Regions from separate parts of the Mus musculus genome. Here region 2 is linked to region 1. Evidence: chromatin loops called from intact Hi-C (ENCODE). Cell type or tissue: left cerebral cortex. All regions are shown on one strand. Links, peaks and the distances in the headings refer to the core of each region. The heading gives the core; the rest is flanking DNA. Region 1 has its middle 330 kb from the start of 4930412E21Rik. Region 2 has its middle 130 kb from the start of 4930412E21Rik.

Region 1 (8,351 bases), core at 69-8,068:
CACAGATATCACAACCCATAGGGAAATGAACCACAAAGAGCTTAGACTGAAAATTCAGTGCAGCCAGACTTGCTCCATCATACTGGATAAAATCTTCTAGAGAGTTTGATCCATGCCTTAAATTTTTTACACATTTATGCACAGTAAAATTTTGGCGAGGAATCTCAACATGACAATTCTTATAATAAAGCATCAGGGATGGCTACATTAAACTTTTTTTGTAAAATACAATCCTATAGCAAACTACCTAAGACCTATATCATAAGACTGTGTTTTACTTATTATCATAAAACTGTGTTCTACTGACCAGGAAACAGTACTCAGGGATGGAGTTTATAGAAAAAGAATTTGTAACAAGCATAAGTATGGATGCTATTGATAGAGGATGCAAAGTACATGGAGCATCTTTCATAATGATGAGATCTATTTTTTGAGAGACAAAGCCAAGGATTAGGGCCAATACAATTCTTGAGATTTGGGGAAATTAACATGAAGGCTAAATTCTCATAGAATTGCAAAGGGTCACCAGGTTGTTTGTCTACTTTTTCTCCAGCATTTTAGGAGACCAGCTCTTCGTTCCTTTGAAGAAAGTAGGCCTGCATGCTTAACAATGATTTTTTTTTTTATTTTGTTCCTTCTATACTAGTGAATGACATACATGGGTGTCACTCATACATACATGGGTATCAGCAGCTGTGTTTAGTGTGTCCTCAAAACAAAACATATGTAGTGAAGAGGGAGACATATTAGGGAAAATTGGAGGGTGGAATGTGATATAAATTTGATATTTCCTTGTAATGGCTATGAAATAAACAATGAAGAAAATTGAAACAAATAACATTTAAGATATGGAAAGGGGGAAGATGAAATAGATTGACTTTAACATACATAGAAGAAAAAAAAACCCTCAGACTTTTATATTAGTAAGTTCCAAAGAGAGGAAAGATTGACTTCAAAGTGAGATAAAGATAAAACTTCCATTATTGCTGAAACCAGTTGTCATACATTGTGATCCCACAAATTCCCCACTGTGATTGATGACAGAGATAGAGTACAAATTCCTGAACGTTAAACCAAAAAGTATCATAAAGATAAACCAAGAGAAAACAGAAGAGTTGCACAAATACTTGTTGGTCTCCATGGAAATAGTAGATAGTCCTGCTTTGTTGATACTGGGATTCTGTATGGTGTTTGGTCTCACCACTGGCAGCATTTAATTTACCAACTTTTAGACTTGGCTCAACTATGTGACTTACTCTGGCCAATAGGTCTCAGTACAGAAGTGGATAATTGGAAAATTGGATATGAGCTCTGGAGAATCTTTGTAATTATCATCAAAAATCTTATTCTGCATAATCTAGCTTGAGAAAAAGAGTAAGAGAAGAACTAAAGGTATGGCTCAGTTGGTAAAGTGCTTGTTGTATAAGCAAGGAGGTCTGAGTCTAATCTCCAGAACCCACTTAAAAAAATGTGTCTAGTGAAGCATGCTGCAATCCCAGCGCTGGGGAGCCAGAGATGTAGGGATCTCTAGGGCTCACTGTCCACCATGCTTCCCATACTTAATAACAGCCTAGTCAATAAGAAACCCTATTTGTATATTTCTTGGAGGCTGAAAATATGATCCCCTATCTCACATACTAGGATAACATTTGATAAATATTCTGAAACTATACGAAAGAAATGAAATATGCTGAGAATACAGACTCAGGCTGGTGGTGCAGCATAGTGCTGATGTTAATTATTTAGTTGCTCTGACCTTTCATGATTTTTTTCATAGGATATCAGAAGTTCGAAGATTATGTAGAGTTTAAAGCTTAAAAATTTGAAGCTTTTATGATATTCTAGCCCAACCCAATAGACACATCAACAAACTCATAAAACACTGCTGAAGAAGGGACAAAAAGATAGTAAGAGCCAGAAGATCAAGGAGTTTGCTGTGAAATTGTGTCTCCTTTTAATATAAAAAGCTACATCCATAAAGTCTTATGGGTAAAAACCCTGTGAAGCACTAACCATATTAAAAGAACTATAAGCAATTAAGGAAAGCTAAGAGTAGAAGAGGTGGTATTTTTCAGGATATGTAATGGACAGTAATGGGTTATCCAGTGGTAAATGTCAACCTGGAAAACATATATACATCTAACATTATGTAGACCAAACAGATTGTATTTAGGACATACACTTAGGCATGCAAGTACAATTAGTAATGTAGATGCCAGGAAGCTAATTCGGGTCCTTTGCAAGCGGCTCTTAAGCACTGACCCATCTCTCCAGCCCTCAGGAATTCCTTTTTTAATGCTAATAAATATTTCTACCTTTTAACCTGTGTGTGTGTGTGTACAAGATAGATAAATAGATAATTAGATGATAGATAGATAGATAGATAGATAGATAGATAGATGATAGATACACAAATATAAGCAAACTCACTAAAGATAAGTCAGAGGTATAAATTAATAGTTGTTCTCCTCAGCATCAAAAATACGCTTCAATAGATTGCTTAGATTTGATGTTCAGACGTATAATGAAATATGACTTCTCAGAGAACACAAGTTGTTGGTTCATCTGCTTTGCTGTTATTTTGTGATAATGGAAATTGAACTCAGGCCCTCTCATATGCCAAGTGAGTACTCCAACACTGAGATACTCAATTTTAGTGAGATACACACTAAAATTTGACAAAAATGCAACTTCCTTAATGGTAATAACCTTCAAACATGTCTCTTGCTATAAGACTAGTGTTGAATATTTATCCTGGTTAAAAGGTGTAGAAGTCCATGTGTGCACATATACCCATAGAGTCACATCCCTTTGATATATGCATTATGACTGAAAAGCAAAATCCCACATGCTGATACATTTTAAAATATTCTTCAAGGTTTAACAGGAGAGATGTAGAACCTGCATGTTTGTTTGGTATTTATAAAACAAAAGCCTAGAAAACTTAAAGTGCAAAGTCATAGGAATTAAGAAACAACAGAGAAAGCAAATAAAACCTTCACACAGCCATCCAAATAGGTCTAGATAGCCTGCCTTTGGTATAACTTAGAGCTTGTAGTTGCCCAGGGCATGGAGAAGAGAGCATATCTCATTTTTAATCCAGGAAGAAATTCTAATTTTAATCAGAACTCCTGTCTTTGAGCCCTAGAGTTTACAATAATTCTGCAAACATGAGGAAGGTAAAAAAAGAAGAAAGAAAGAAAAAGAATAGAGTACAATAGTACACAAGTGTTCTTTTTTATTCGCCTATAAAATTAAAGATTCAATTCAAGGTTTTTAAATGTTCCACCCTCTTGTTACATTTCATAGATTTACATTTAACACAAAAAGGCAGATGGCCTGCTCTGTTCCCACCCTGCACATCTATTTTAATTTCTTTCTCAGCAAATAGACTAAAGTGTCCATGAAATTAACAGGATTTAAAAGAAACTTTACTCTAGAATTCTATGGAGTTGGCTGAGAAACCATTTAGTTTGTCAATATTTTATGAAATCATAAGTTTATTTTATATTATAGCATGAGAAGTAAGTTCATATAAATAGAATTTATAGGGGCTGGGGAAATAACTTAGTAGGACTGTGACAGCTGAACATTCACAAACCAAGAATGCGGTCCCTAGTAGCCCATATACTAGGACTTTGTGGTAGCACACCTCTAACCCAGTACTCAGGAGGTGCAAGATGAAAGCGTAAAACTTCAAGATCATTCTTGACTAAACACTGAATTCAAGGTCATTAAGGATACAATAGCCCCCATATCCAAGATAATAAACAAATTAAAATAGCATTTATGCATGTCCATCAAACCAAGATGTGTGTCTTCTCTATGTCGAATGTCCCTTCCTCAAACCAATTGCAATAAACATTTTATTTTAAGATGAAGTTTAGCTCCCTGTGGATAAGTTTCTAGAGGTTGCATATACTTCTCTATATTACCCTGAATTTATCAATGGGTCTTTCCAAATCTATTTCATTAAAATCTATAAATTATATTTATCTTAAGAAAGGCACTCAGCATTAAGAAAGTCATGTGCAAGTTTTCTAAGTTAAGTTAGAACTATTTAGTATTTTACACATATGAGGGTCACTAGGAAATGGTCACATTGCATTCATTTCACATGACAAATTGTAATGGCAAGAAAAAAGGATCCTTGCTCAACGTAATTATTGCTTTGCTTAATTTACATGCGTTTTCTTAATCAAAATAATGAACTGCTCCCCCCCAAATCACCATTCCTGCACAACTGACTTGGACAATCCAAATTTTATATAATTGTCGTCCAAAAGAAATACTGCTAACACTTGTTCTTCAGGAACTGTGAAATCTAGTAGGAAATCTGTTATCCATCTGCACTGGGTAAAGGAGAGTTGGTTCTTTGAGCCACAGCAGACAAGTCTTAACTCTAAACATCCCTGTGTAACCCAGGAGAGTAAGTGACCAGCTTTAAGAACCAAGGTCAGCACTTGGTGACACCATCTGTTACTCTCCCCTTCTTTCTCTTGTCTAGGATGTCATGGATGTAGAAAAGTATATGGGGCATTCTCTATTAAGAAGGCAATTCTCACGGCCTCAGACAGCCTGAAATCCTTCAGCAGAAAATATTCTAGCCTCCAGGATTTTTTTTTTCTTTTATGAGAACATGTACATGTCACCAGAGGTTTATAGTCAAGTAATCTCAGGGTATTTTATTTATCCACAAATGGCATTGCAGCCAACAACAAATCAACTACATACTGATTCAAACTCCATCTGATTTACTAGTCAAATTTCAGAACAAACACCCTTGAAAATAGCTGAGGTCTACCACCAGCAGCAGCCTCATTCTCATGCTTTGTAACTGTCATCTGCATTGTGATTTGGGATGGGTGTTCCTGAAGTACCCCAAGGGATATTATGTTACTAGTTCATTTTCGGTGACATACTCCTGGAGATCATTTGTGGATTAGTGTGATATTAGTTCTCTTGCTATAGTGCCTATACAAGAATGCATGAGAACAGATATGTACAACACTGTAAGGCCACACTTATGGAAGTGAATGGTTTTCCAAAGCTAATTAACCAAGAGTTTATAAAGTCTGTTAAGTTTTCATGCATCAGGCTAAGGTAAATGTTTCCATATTGCATAGCAAGAATAAGATTTTAATTGTTCATTCAGGAAGGAAGTATATTCATAAATATCCAAATACCTGAGAATATCCAAGTTGTTTATGGTTGTGGACATAAACACAGACCAGGAAATAAACATTAATACAAGTTCTACCCCTTACTAGCTATGTGATTTAAACTTGCTAAGCCACTATTTCAGCTATATAAAATGGGCATGACACAAGAAGGATTGTAGTTATGAAGACACAATTCTCAAAACAGGACAGAGAGACAGAGACAGATAGGGACACAGACATGCGTACACATGTGTATACATGCACATACACATGGGCGGGGGCAATAACCCTTGTTAATAGAGTTCTTTGACTGAAGGTGTAACTCAGCAATACAGAACTTGCATAGCATGTTAAACCCTAGGCTCTACTCTCAACATAAAATGGTATAAAGGTGTAAGTTTGCAAAATTATAAATACGTCATTAGAAAGACAAATAATTTGGAAAGGCATATTAAAGCACGTTACCAGATTGGATGTGGTATTTTCCAATTAGCCTTCAATAGGCATCTAAAAGCCCATCTACACTGGAGTTAACAGTATCTCCATAATGCTCCAATCTTGAAATTTTTAGTTTCTGTAGGTCTACCTTTAGTTTCTAAGGGCCATAAACAAGCTACATGGTTATCAGGTCTGTGACCAGTATCCATATGATTACATCCTTATTGGACAATTTATTGGAAATATTCTAAAGTAAAAAAAAGTGTTTAAAATAAAACAATAATCACCTTATCCTATTTCCAAGTTGCAGAAAATTATTTTTAGTGCCTATGCCATGGGTTGTACATGAGAATGCTGACTAATTTTATGTCATCTTTAGAGACCTACAATTATCTGGGGAGAGGGAACTTTAGTTGAGAAAACATCTCCACCACATTGGCCTATAGAGAAGCCTGTGCTGCATTTCTTGATTTAGGATAGATATGGGGGGCAACTCACTGTAGACAGAGCCTCCCATAGTGTGCTGAAGGCTCCAAGAAACAGGCAGAACAAACTGTGGGGAAAGCACATAAGCAATGCTCTCCCACGGCTACTGCATGTTTCCTTCCTTCAGCCTCCCCTGACTGAGTTCCTGCCTCCCAGGAGACGCTTAAACCTCACTTCATAAGACAACATTAAACTCTGAGGAAAAGTCTTATGTCTTAAATAAAACTTAATTACACAATAGCTTAGGATTATGTTTGTGTTTAATATCTTATTCAAAATGTTGTGTATAGTGTACAACTTAACCCTTAAAAGTTAGTTAAAGCAGAATTGCTACCTTTTTTTCTAGAATTCCAGCTTTTCTAAAAATGAAACACAGGGAAAAATAGAAACGAGAATCCTTAACCCCAACTTAAATGCTTGAAAGTGTCATTAATTTACATGGGGTGCTAGATAGAATGGCTATCAAAGTGTGAAGTATATGAAACTTTTACTTTCAAAATATCTGAATGTTATCATATAGTAGTATTTTTAAAATATTTTCAAATAATTGAACAAACTTTTAAAATGGGAATATATTTGAAAAGTCATACTACCTTCATAATCTATTAAAATGACATATTTTATTGGGGGGCCTTTATCTGCTACATAAGATTTAAAATTCTCTTTTACTTCAAACATTTTGAAGATAGTATTTGTTTAATATTGGAAAAGGATTATGCCAACACCACTTAGTCAAAGCCTTGTTCAGCCAGAATCTATTCAATTTTGCATGTCCCAGCTTGATGGAAACTAATTACCTCACAACACTCCATAAATATTTATACTGCAATCCATTATTGATATCCTACAAACATTTTACTATAGCATGCTAATGGTTATAACACGACAGTTCTTTGAGGGGCTGAACTAGTATTTCAATTGTGTTTTCATAAGACTTGCTTTGCACATACAGAGGAATAAAAATAATGCTGTTAACAATTGATAAAATGATGACCAACACAAAAGCCTATAAAGGAGGCATGAAAAGAGTGAAAAGATTGATTGTAAGAATATTCTAAACTGGTGATTCAATTTCCCCTTTACACTGAAATATACTTCATGAGTATAGTGGCAGTGACTGCTCATGCTACCATGAGAACCTCATAATGTCATATTGTAGGGTATTTTCCTATGTTCCTACCTTTCACATGAAAGAAATGAGTAGTTCTGTGGAAAAATGATGCAAGCCAAAACACAAAGCCCACTGGGGTTAGAAAGTCAGGTCTTCTAATGCTCATGCTTAAAAGTTGAGGAACAACATTTTCCAGAACACTGACATGCCCTCTGTTACTGATGTCCTGCCCTCTAGTCATACAATAAAATTCATACTACCTTTCACATGTAAACAGTCATCCACTGACCATAAAGTGAGCATAAAGTTATCCTCATCTGTGGCTGGTGGTTGTGTTTGTTTCAGTCTTTCTTCAGCTGTTTTTTTGTTGTTGTTGTTGTTGTTGTTTGTTTGTTTGTTTGTTTGTTAGTTTTAAGAAGATGATTTATTGAATGAGGCTAGTCTTTTGAAAGCTGGGTAAGTGTCTCCCAGTGTCCAGGTAGAAACTAATGGGTAAAGAAGGGGTCAAGCTGGGAAGCAGGAGTAGGCTGCACAATGTGAAAACAGCAAGGAAAGAATCAGACATAGATGTTAAAACTTGAAACGTGCTGGAGTTGGTTATATAACTCGAAATGAATTAGCCTTTCTTAGCATCAATATAAAATAAGAGAGTATAATAAAACCATGGTATAAAAATCACCCAGAGTAACTCTCTGATCAATTTGAGAATACCCAATCATTATAAATAATAAAAACCCCACATGTTCATATTTTAATATTTGTAACAAAGATGGCTGTTAATTATCTGTTAGAGGGGGAAGATAGATGGTTCATTGCTGTCATCATGCCCACTGACTAGCAAAGTGTCCATGCACACAAGTAGCTCAAAGCATGCTGACAATAGGGACTGCCAACATATGTGAACAACGCTTTATAAAATATAGCTACCTATATTTCTCCATGACTCCTACTCAAAACATATGCATAATTTATCATTCATCATCATCATTATTCCTGTTTAAAATAAACTGAGTTTAGAATGGGCAAAGGACTGAGCATAAAATCTCCAACTCAGTTTAAAAAGTGAGCCAAGAATTACTTTTCTTTATTCTCAATGAATCTATTCTCACATGTTCTCACCTTCTCAAGTTTGAGAGGTGATGGGTCTGAGAGTA
Region 2 (8,351 bases), core at 234-8,233, 470 kb before region 1:
AATGGACCATCAAGAGACTACCATATCCAGGGATCCATCCCATAATCAGCTTGCATACACCATTGCATACACTAGCAAGTTTTTGCTGAAAGGACCCAGATATAGCTGCCTCTTGTGAGACTATGCTGGGGCCTAGCAAACACAGAAGTGGATGCTCATAGTCAGCTATTGGATGGATCACACGGCCCCCAATGGAGGAGCTAGAGAAATTACCCAAGGAGCTAAAGGGATCTGCAACCCTATAGGTGGAACAACATTATGAACTAACCAGTACCCCGGAGCTCTTGACTCTAGCTGCATATGTATCAAAAGATGGCCTAGTCGGCCATCACTGGAAAGAGAGGCCCATTGGACTTGCAAACTGTATATGCCCCAGTGCAGGGGAACTCCAGGGCCTAAAAGTGGGAGTGGGTGGGTAGGGGAGTTGGGGGGAGGGTATTGATGACTTTTGGGATAGCTTTGGAAATGTAAATGAAGAAAATACCTAATAAAAATATTTTAAAAAATGTTGTAAACAAAGAATTCTCAACTGAGGAATACTGAATGGATGAGAAGCACCTGAAAAAAAATGTTCAACATCTCTAATCATCTGGAAAATGCAAATTAAAACAACTCTGAGATTCTACCTCACACCAATCAGAATGGCTAAGATCAAAAACTCAGATGACAGCAGATGCTGGCAAGTATGTGGAGAAAGAGTAACACTCCTCCATTGCTCGTGGGACTGCAAGCTGGTAAACCACTTTGAAAATTAGTTTGGTGATTCCTCAGAAAATTGGACATAGTTCTACTGTAACATCTAGCAATACCACTCCTGGGCATATACCCAGAAGATGTTCCATCCTGTAATAAGGACACATGCTCCACTATGTTCATAGCAGTTTTATTTATTTATTTTTTATTTTTTTAATAGCCAGAAGTTGGAAAGAACTCACATGTCCCTCAACAGAAGAATGGATACAGAAAATGTGTTACATTTACACAATGGATTACTACACAGCTATTAAAAACAATGAATTTATAAAATTCTTAGACAAATGTATGAATTAGGAAGCTATCATCTTGAGTGTGGTAACCCAAACACAAAAGAACACAGATGATATGCACTCACTGATAAGTGGATATTAGCCTAGAAGCTCAGAATCCTTTTTATAAGGGGGAACAAAATACCAATGGAAGGAGTTACAGAGATGAAATTCAGAGCAGAACCTAAAGGAACAATCATCCAGAGACTGCCCCGTTTGTCTATTCATCCCATAAACAACCACCAATCCCAGACACTAGGCTGATGCCAACAAGAGCCTGCTGACAGGAACCTGATATAGCTGTCTCCTGTGGGTGCAAGTCTGTCAGTGCCTGGCATATACAGAAGTGGATGCTCACAGTCATCCATTGGATGGAGCACAAGGTCCACAATGAAGAAGCTAGAGAAAGTACCCAGGGAGCTGAAGGAGTCTGAAGGTCTACAGGAGGAACATCAATATGAACCTACTAATACCCCAGAGCTCCTTGGAACTATACCACCAATCAAAGAAAACACATGGTTGAACTTGTAGCTATAGCTATACATGAGGCCAAGGATGCCTTGTTGCTCATTAATGGGAGGAGAGGCCCTTCGTCTTGTGAAGGCTCTATGCCCTAGTATAGGGGAATGCCAGGACGAGGAATGATAGTGTGTAGATTGGGGAATAGGAGGAGGGGGAGGGAATAGGGGATTTTCAGAGGGGATTCTAGGAAATGAGACAACATTTGAAGTGTGAATAAAGAAAATATCTAATAAAAAGTGAAAAAAATCCATATTGGAAAAAAATAAAAGAATTAAGAAGTCATTGATTGGTCTATATACCATCACTGAAGACTGATCCTTGTAGATCTGCAGACTGCTCAAAAGTGTAGGCTGATACCCAGTGATAGTTATATATGTAATAATAACAGGAAAAGCATATTAGTAGCAGGAATCTTTACTAAAATAATTACCTCCTGAGCCTATGCTACCAGAGTTCTGTTGTAGAATTTAATCTAAGGTGATATCTCAAGAAGATTATCTTCTAGTTACTAGCTTGTCCTATGATAGCCTCTCACACTGTTGTGTGTTTGTGTGTGTGTGCTTCTAATATTTTGATTTTGTTGGTATGAAATTATTTATTTACTTTGTTTTATTAGGTATACTTAATTTCTGTAGGGCAGGATTTGTGGATAAATATTATTTAAATTTGGTTTTACCTTGTAATATCTTGTATCTCCACCTACTGTGATTCAAATTTTGCTGAGTATAATAGTGTAGGTTGGCATTTTTGGTTTTTTAGATGCTGTAAGACCTCTACCTAGATCCTTCTATCTTTTGGAGTCTGTGTTGAGATGTTGTGTTAGGGCATTTAATAGTATCCCTGATTTCAATGATGTTTGTTTTGGGAGATTTTTATATTTAACATTTTCTTTGAATGATGTATCAATTTCTTAAAGTCTAAGCCTGAGATTCCCTCTTCCATCTCTTGTAGTCTGTTGGTAATTCTTGTGTATGCTTCTCCTGCTCTCTTCCCTAGGTTTTCTTTCTCTAAGATTGTCTCAGATTTTTTATTTATTTATTTATTACTTCTATTTCCATTTTAAGGTCTTGAATAGTATTATTTCCTTTACCTGTTCCATTTTCCTATACTTCTTTAAGGCATTCGATCATCTCCTCTTTAAAGGCCTCCATTATCTGCATAAGACTGGATTTAAGGTCATTTTCTTGTGCTTCTTTTATTTTAGAATATCCAAGGCTTGCTACAGTAAACTAGCTGTGTTCAGAACATGTGATACTGCCCTGACAATTTTTTTTTTTTATTTTGTTCTTATGCTGCTTTTAGACATCTGGTTGTCCAAGCATGTTACAGATATAGCAGATATTAGGAAGGTGGCCCTCACCTGGATATTTATGTATAGGAGATTTCTGGCTATGGAATGGACAATAGAACCCAAGGGGCAGTGCATGCCTCAGAGCATCTGTGTGTACCCCAGAGAACATGGCAGGCAGTGAAATGGGGACTGCTGGTGGTGAAGTGATATAAACTGGATGGTTCTGGAGCTGTATGCCTGGCGAAGGCAGGTAAAGAGGTGGCTGGACCATGGAACTTGGAGCAAGGGGAAAGGCAGCTGGGCATGCCAGGGGGGATGTGGCAGGCAAAGGAATAAGAGAGATGGAATCGAATACCCCAAGTGCACATTTTATTCTTGTTCAAAAGATTGTGGTTTCAGTTAATACTTCTTCTGCTACTTATTCCAGAAAGATTCCAGGAGGACTAGGAGTGACATGTAGGTTAACTAAAGATTTCTAAAATTGTGAAGAAGTTCTAGTAAAATATGGCGACATCTTTTGATAAGTAGTATGCTACCTGTTGTTTTGAACTGGCTAAGAAGTATGGAGATAGGCCTACTATCAGGTAGGTAACAAATTGTTTATTTAGTGTGAAAGTTGTTGTTCACTTAACTATGAACACACAAAAGTCATTTAAAAATTGTTTAAGAAAAATTAATCTGAGGATTGAGAGATAGCTCAGTGGTTAAGGTCACTGACAGTTTTTACAGAGGTTCTGAGTTCAATTCTCAGCAACCTCAAGGTGGCTTACAGTCATCTGTAAGTGTATCCAATGCCCTCTTCCGGTGTGTCTGAAGAGAGCCAGAGTGTATTCATATACATAAAATAATAAATACATCTTTAAAATAAAAAATAAAGAAAAAAGAAAAATTAATCTGTCTTTCTCCTATGGGCATCAAGGGACAAATATACTAGTTCCATTGTCACATTTACTAGGGCATAACTAACTGAGCAGAAGTATACTTTGTGTTTTTCCCAGGGAATGCACCTCCTCTAGCTTACTTTTACAATGTAATATATTTTTCTCACCCAAACACAATGAACGGTTACAAAGGAACACATGCGTTGGCCAGTGTCTGTCAGATCATAAAAATACAGCTGAACCACCAAGCACTACAAACATCTATCACCAAATCACACTTATCAAACAAATAAGCAAACAAAAGCAACACTGGACTGACAAGTGGAATTTCCGTCCCTGTAATACATAGCAAGGCAGGTCCTATGTTTGCTAGCTGAACTAAAAAGGGTCTGGAATCCCACCAAGACAGTCTCATCAGAATTCATTTCCCTTGCCAAGACATCCCATAAGTGTGGAAGAGATAAAACTGCAACATAGAAACATATGGGCAGAGGATAAAAGGGGATCAGTGAGCAGGAAAATGTGTTTCTTAAAATCTGTGCTGCAGTCATTTTTCTTCTCAGTTTTGTTGTTTATTTTGCATTGGATACTCATAGCCAACACTGAAAATGTTTCCAGACAACAGCAAAGAATAAATCAACTCAGATCAAGAAGAGACACTTCAGTTAATAAAACAACCAACCAACAGCAACCTTAGGGCAAAGAAGTTAAGTTGTTTGGTGTATTATAATAAAATAGTTATTTTCTTTGCTGGTATGGTAGGCATGTGAACTAGTCACAAAGGTAAATTATTTGTTTAATATTTATTTGGCTTGCAAATGTGGAGTTTTAGTTTTGTCTTATAGGTGATTCTAGGTCATGTCATGTTGTCAAGCAGCACTAAATACACTCGAGTAATCTCAAATTCCTGGGAAAGCAAAGACAGCACTTTAAGGCATAATTCAATAGCTTAAAACATTCATTACAGAATAAAAACCATTAGTCATTTTAGGACAAAATAAGTTATTAAAACAGAAATAATAAGATAAGCCAAATTTTTAGTAAAATTATTTAAAAGGAGGGATTTATGAATCTAAATGGAATGGCATAATAGGTACAAAATACATTTGCTGCATGTAACAGCTAAGATACTTAAAGACTATGGGGAAGAATAGATTGTAAGATTTGTGCATTATTGGGAGAGCATGGCTCAGTGGGTAAAATTCTGGCTGTGCAAGGAAGGAGACCTAAGTTTGGATTACCAGCATGTAGGAAAGAGCTGGAAATGGCCTTGTGTCCCTGTAATCCCAGAACTGTGAGGCAGAGAAGGGAACCGTCAGGACTATCCAAAACAGAGGACTCTAGCTTCAATGACAATATTTTGTACAAACAATTTAAGCAGACAATTAATCACAAAGTCTTGCATTTTGCCATTCAAACATGTGCAGGGCTATAAACATGCCAGTGCATTAATATGGTGATAAATATACTGATTTTTTGACCTCTTTCTCTGTAAGTCAATGGAAGAATTCCATGCATATGCCTAGGCTGAAAGTCAAACCTGCTAAAATTTGACTTGTGATTTTTGAGCAGTACAATAAGGAGAAAATGATATGCTTTTGGCATAAACTACACTTAAATGTTGAGTTCAGATCTTTTATTGGAAAAGGAGCAATATGTTTCAGACTTTTCTCAAAGATGTAGGTGAGGGGAGTAAGTAGGTAGTACAAGTCTCAGAGGTCAGTCCAGCTTGTGATCAATGAGGAAAATCCTGGCACTCCCTGTGCTGCTTGGGTATGCCATTGGTAAATTACATCAGTTTAGTGCATTGCTAACAATGATACCTGCCACTTACCATGGGTTTGCTAAGCCATAACACCATTGTAAGTTGAGAAGCAGCTGCATTTAATACATATTTAATACATAGTTCTATACATTCATCTCAGTGACTCAAAAGGTCCAAATCCTTGCAAATTAAACATGGAAATAAAGTTTATTATCACAAACCAAGCATTTGTTCTAACTTCGCCCCACAGAGTCCTCTGCCAGTATTTCTCTGGCACTTACTTCTTGCAAACTGGGAATCATGCTGACTTTTTAAAAATGAGGAAGCTATTCTTCCTGATTTATTGGCTATATCAGTAAAGAATAGATGAGCTGGCATGTGGAACAGATTAGTCTTTATTCTTAATTTTATATTTTTCAGAATTTGAGCAGATTTTCAGGTTCCTGAGGGTTTATACAATCATATGTCAATATCCATAAAAGCAAGGGGTCGTGCAGTTCTCCATAAATGGATTTATTTACTCGTTTAGTATTCAGAGAACATTTGCTATTGTGGGCCAGGAAAAAAAAAAGCTGTAACATTTTTATAGAAAATTTAGTGTTTCCTCTCACTGACTGCCATAATTGATATGATAAAATAGCAGGCCTGACCTTCAGCCTAGGCACTTGCATGGAATTCTCCCAAAGACTCACATTGAGTGAGGTCAGAGCCTAGCACATTTATTACCATGGTAATGTGGTCATATGTTCATATCCCTGTGCATTTTAGATTGCCAAAATGCAAAAGGCAGGATATTACTGTATATCTACCTGTCAATCTGTCAAGTGGCTCATGGCAGAAACAAATACAAGTGACCTAGATTTCCTAGCAGGCTTTTTAGTCTAGCTGTTTGATATCTTTGGGAATGGCAGGAAGAGTAAATGAACAGGAAAATCTGTGTTGAAAATTGAATGCATTATAATTTATACTATGACCTCAGTATTAAAATTAGGTAATGTGATGTATAAATGCTGATGTAGATCATGTTATTTAAAGAAATATTCTGAGTACTTCAATAGTTATATCTATGACTTTCCTATGAACTAACCAAAGGACTTTTTACAAGGTAGTAGTTAGTAACTTAATATTTTCTCATGTTGTATGCATTTTACAGATCTGTTCACAAGCTTAGTTGATGTAGAGTTTTTAAAGGTGTTTCTTTCCTGCCCTTTCAACAATGTTTTCATTCTATTGTCCAGAGTGTATATATTTTTCAGTAGAATAGTCTCTAAGTATTTTTAGTTATAGCATGTTCACAGGAAACTTTTGGGAAAAACAATGATATGTTTGAAACCCTATAATTTCTTAAAAGTTAAAAACACGTTTGGTGGAGGAGCTAGAGAAAGTACCCAAGGAGCTAAAGGGATCTTCAACCCTATAGGTGGAACAACATTATGAACTAACCAGTACCCCTGAGCTCTTGACTCTAGCTGCATATGTATCAAAAGATGGCCTAGTCGGCCATCACTGGAAAGAGAGGCCCATTGGACACGCAGACTTTGTGTGCCCCGGTACAGGGGAACGCCAGGGCCAAAGGGGGGGAGTGGGTGGGTAGGGGAGTGGGGGTGGGTGGGTAAGGGGGACTTTTGGTATAGCATTGGAAATGTAAATGAGCTAAATACCTAATAAAAAATGGAAAAAAAATAGTGAGAAAAAAAAAAAAAAAAAAAAAAAAAAGAATGAAAAAGAGGTCATGAGAGCTGTCAGCAGGGCTCATTCAGTAATGGTTGTTATATTAAAGTCTGATAGACTGAGTTCAATTGCTGGGCTCTGCGTGGTGGGAGAAGACAACTGACTCATGGCAGTTGTCCTCTGACCACACTCACACTATGCCACACAATATGCTCAACCTCCCCTCAAACAAATGCAATAAAATGAGTTTTAAAATCAAAAAAAAAAAAAAAAGTTAAAAGCACATACTGCATATTATTTCTTCTATCAGATGAAACATGAGAGATATAACCTGTTGCCTTCCACAGGAATAGCTCAAAGCAATTAGCACAAAGGATGAAAATATCTTGAAAGGCCTTATATGTCCATAACAAATACAATCCGCTCAACTGTGAGCGAGGGACAATCATAGGCAATTTGTAAAGAGAAAGCTCCATACCTCCAGGAATGGCTATTCTTTCTGAGGCCTCTGTGAAATGCAAACTCTATCCACACTTATGCAGTATGGTTTAGATATTTAATTACCTTAGAATCATAGCACAGTTATTTTTTCTCTAAGGTTGATTATTTGCAATAGTGATTTAACCTGTGTCAATAAGTTGTTCTTTGAAAGAATGTCCATCAAATCTAAGCTATGAGTATTTATTGTCAACAAGACACAACCTAAATTCATCAGAAGAGCAAAACTCAAGTGAGTAATTGCCAGGTCAAGTTGGTTTGGGGTCATATCCATAAGAGATTTTCTTTATATATGTGGGAGGGCCAGCCCCCTGTGGGTGACACTATTCCTAAACAGTTCAGTCTCAACTTTATGGGAAAGGTTGCTGAACATGATCAGTGAGTGAGCCAGTAAGCAGTGCTGTTCTATAGTTTCTGCTTGCAGTGCTTCTTGAATTATTCCCCTGACTTCTCTCATTTATAGGTTGTAACTTAGAGGTGTGAGAAGAAATGAATCTGTTTCTTAGGGCCATGGTGGTGTTTATTACAGTAAAAGAAAAGCAAATTAGAATAGAAATATCCCTTAATTAATAACAAGTATTTTTTGAGCATTATTAGAGAGATAAATATTACTAAAGGATTTGTGATTTTGTCTTTCTAACAGTGAACTTTTGTTGTGAGATTAGTTCTCAGTGTAAGACACATAAGAATGTCTGTAT

Evidence for each region. Hi-C counts contacts between places; a loop is a spot of excess contacts. Peaks named below come from ENCODE experiments on the same cell type or tissue, not always from the same donor. Only the 100,000 strongest peaks of a DNase experiment are listed, where the experiment ranks them.
Region 2: it touches region 1 in a loop (4-fold over the local background); 2 of 42 quality-filtered maps call a loop at or near these places.

Annotation. Positions count from the first base shown.
Region 1 is chr3:23,122,319-23,130,669 of GRCm38, reverse strand. No RefSeq gene overlaps it. Among named protein-coding and RNA genes, the nearest start is that of 4930412E21Rik, 330 kb to the left of the region's middle. In left cerebral cortex, for the core only: no CTCF peak of the experiment used is centred there; DNase peaks (open chromatin) are centred at 3,051, 3,341 and 4,291; H3K27ac peaks cover 301 bases.
Region 2 is chr3:23,588,477-23,596,827 of GRCm38, reverse strand. No RefSeq gene overlaps it. Among named protein-coding and RNA genes, the nearest start is that of 4930412E21Rik, 130 kb to the right of the region's middle. In left cerebral cortex, for the core only: no CTCF peak of the experiment used is centred there; a DNase peak (open chromatin) is centred at 4,133.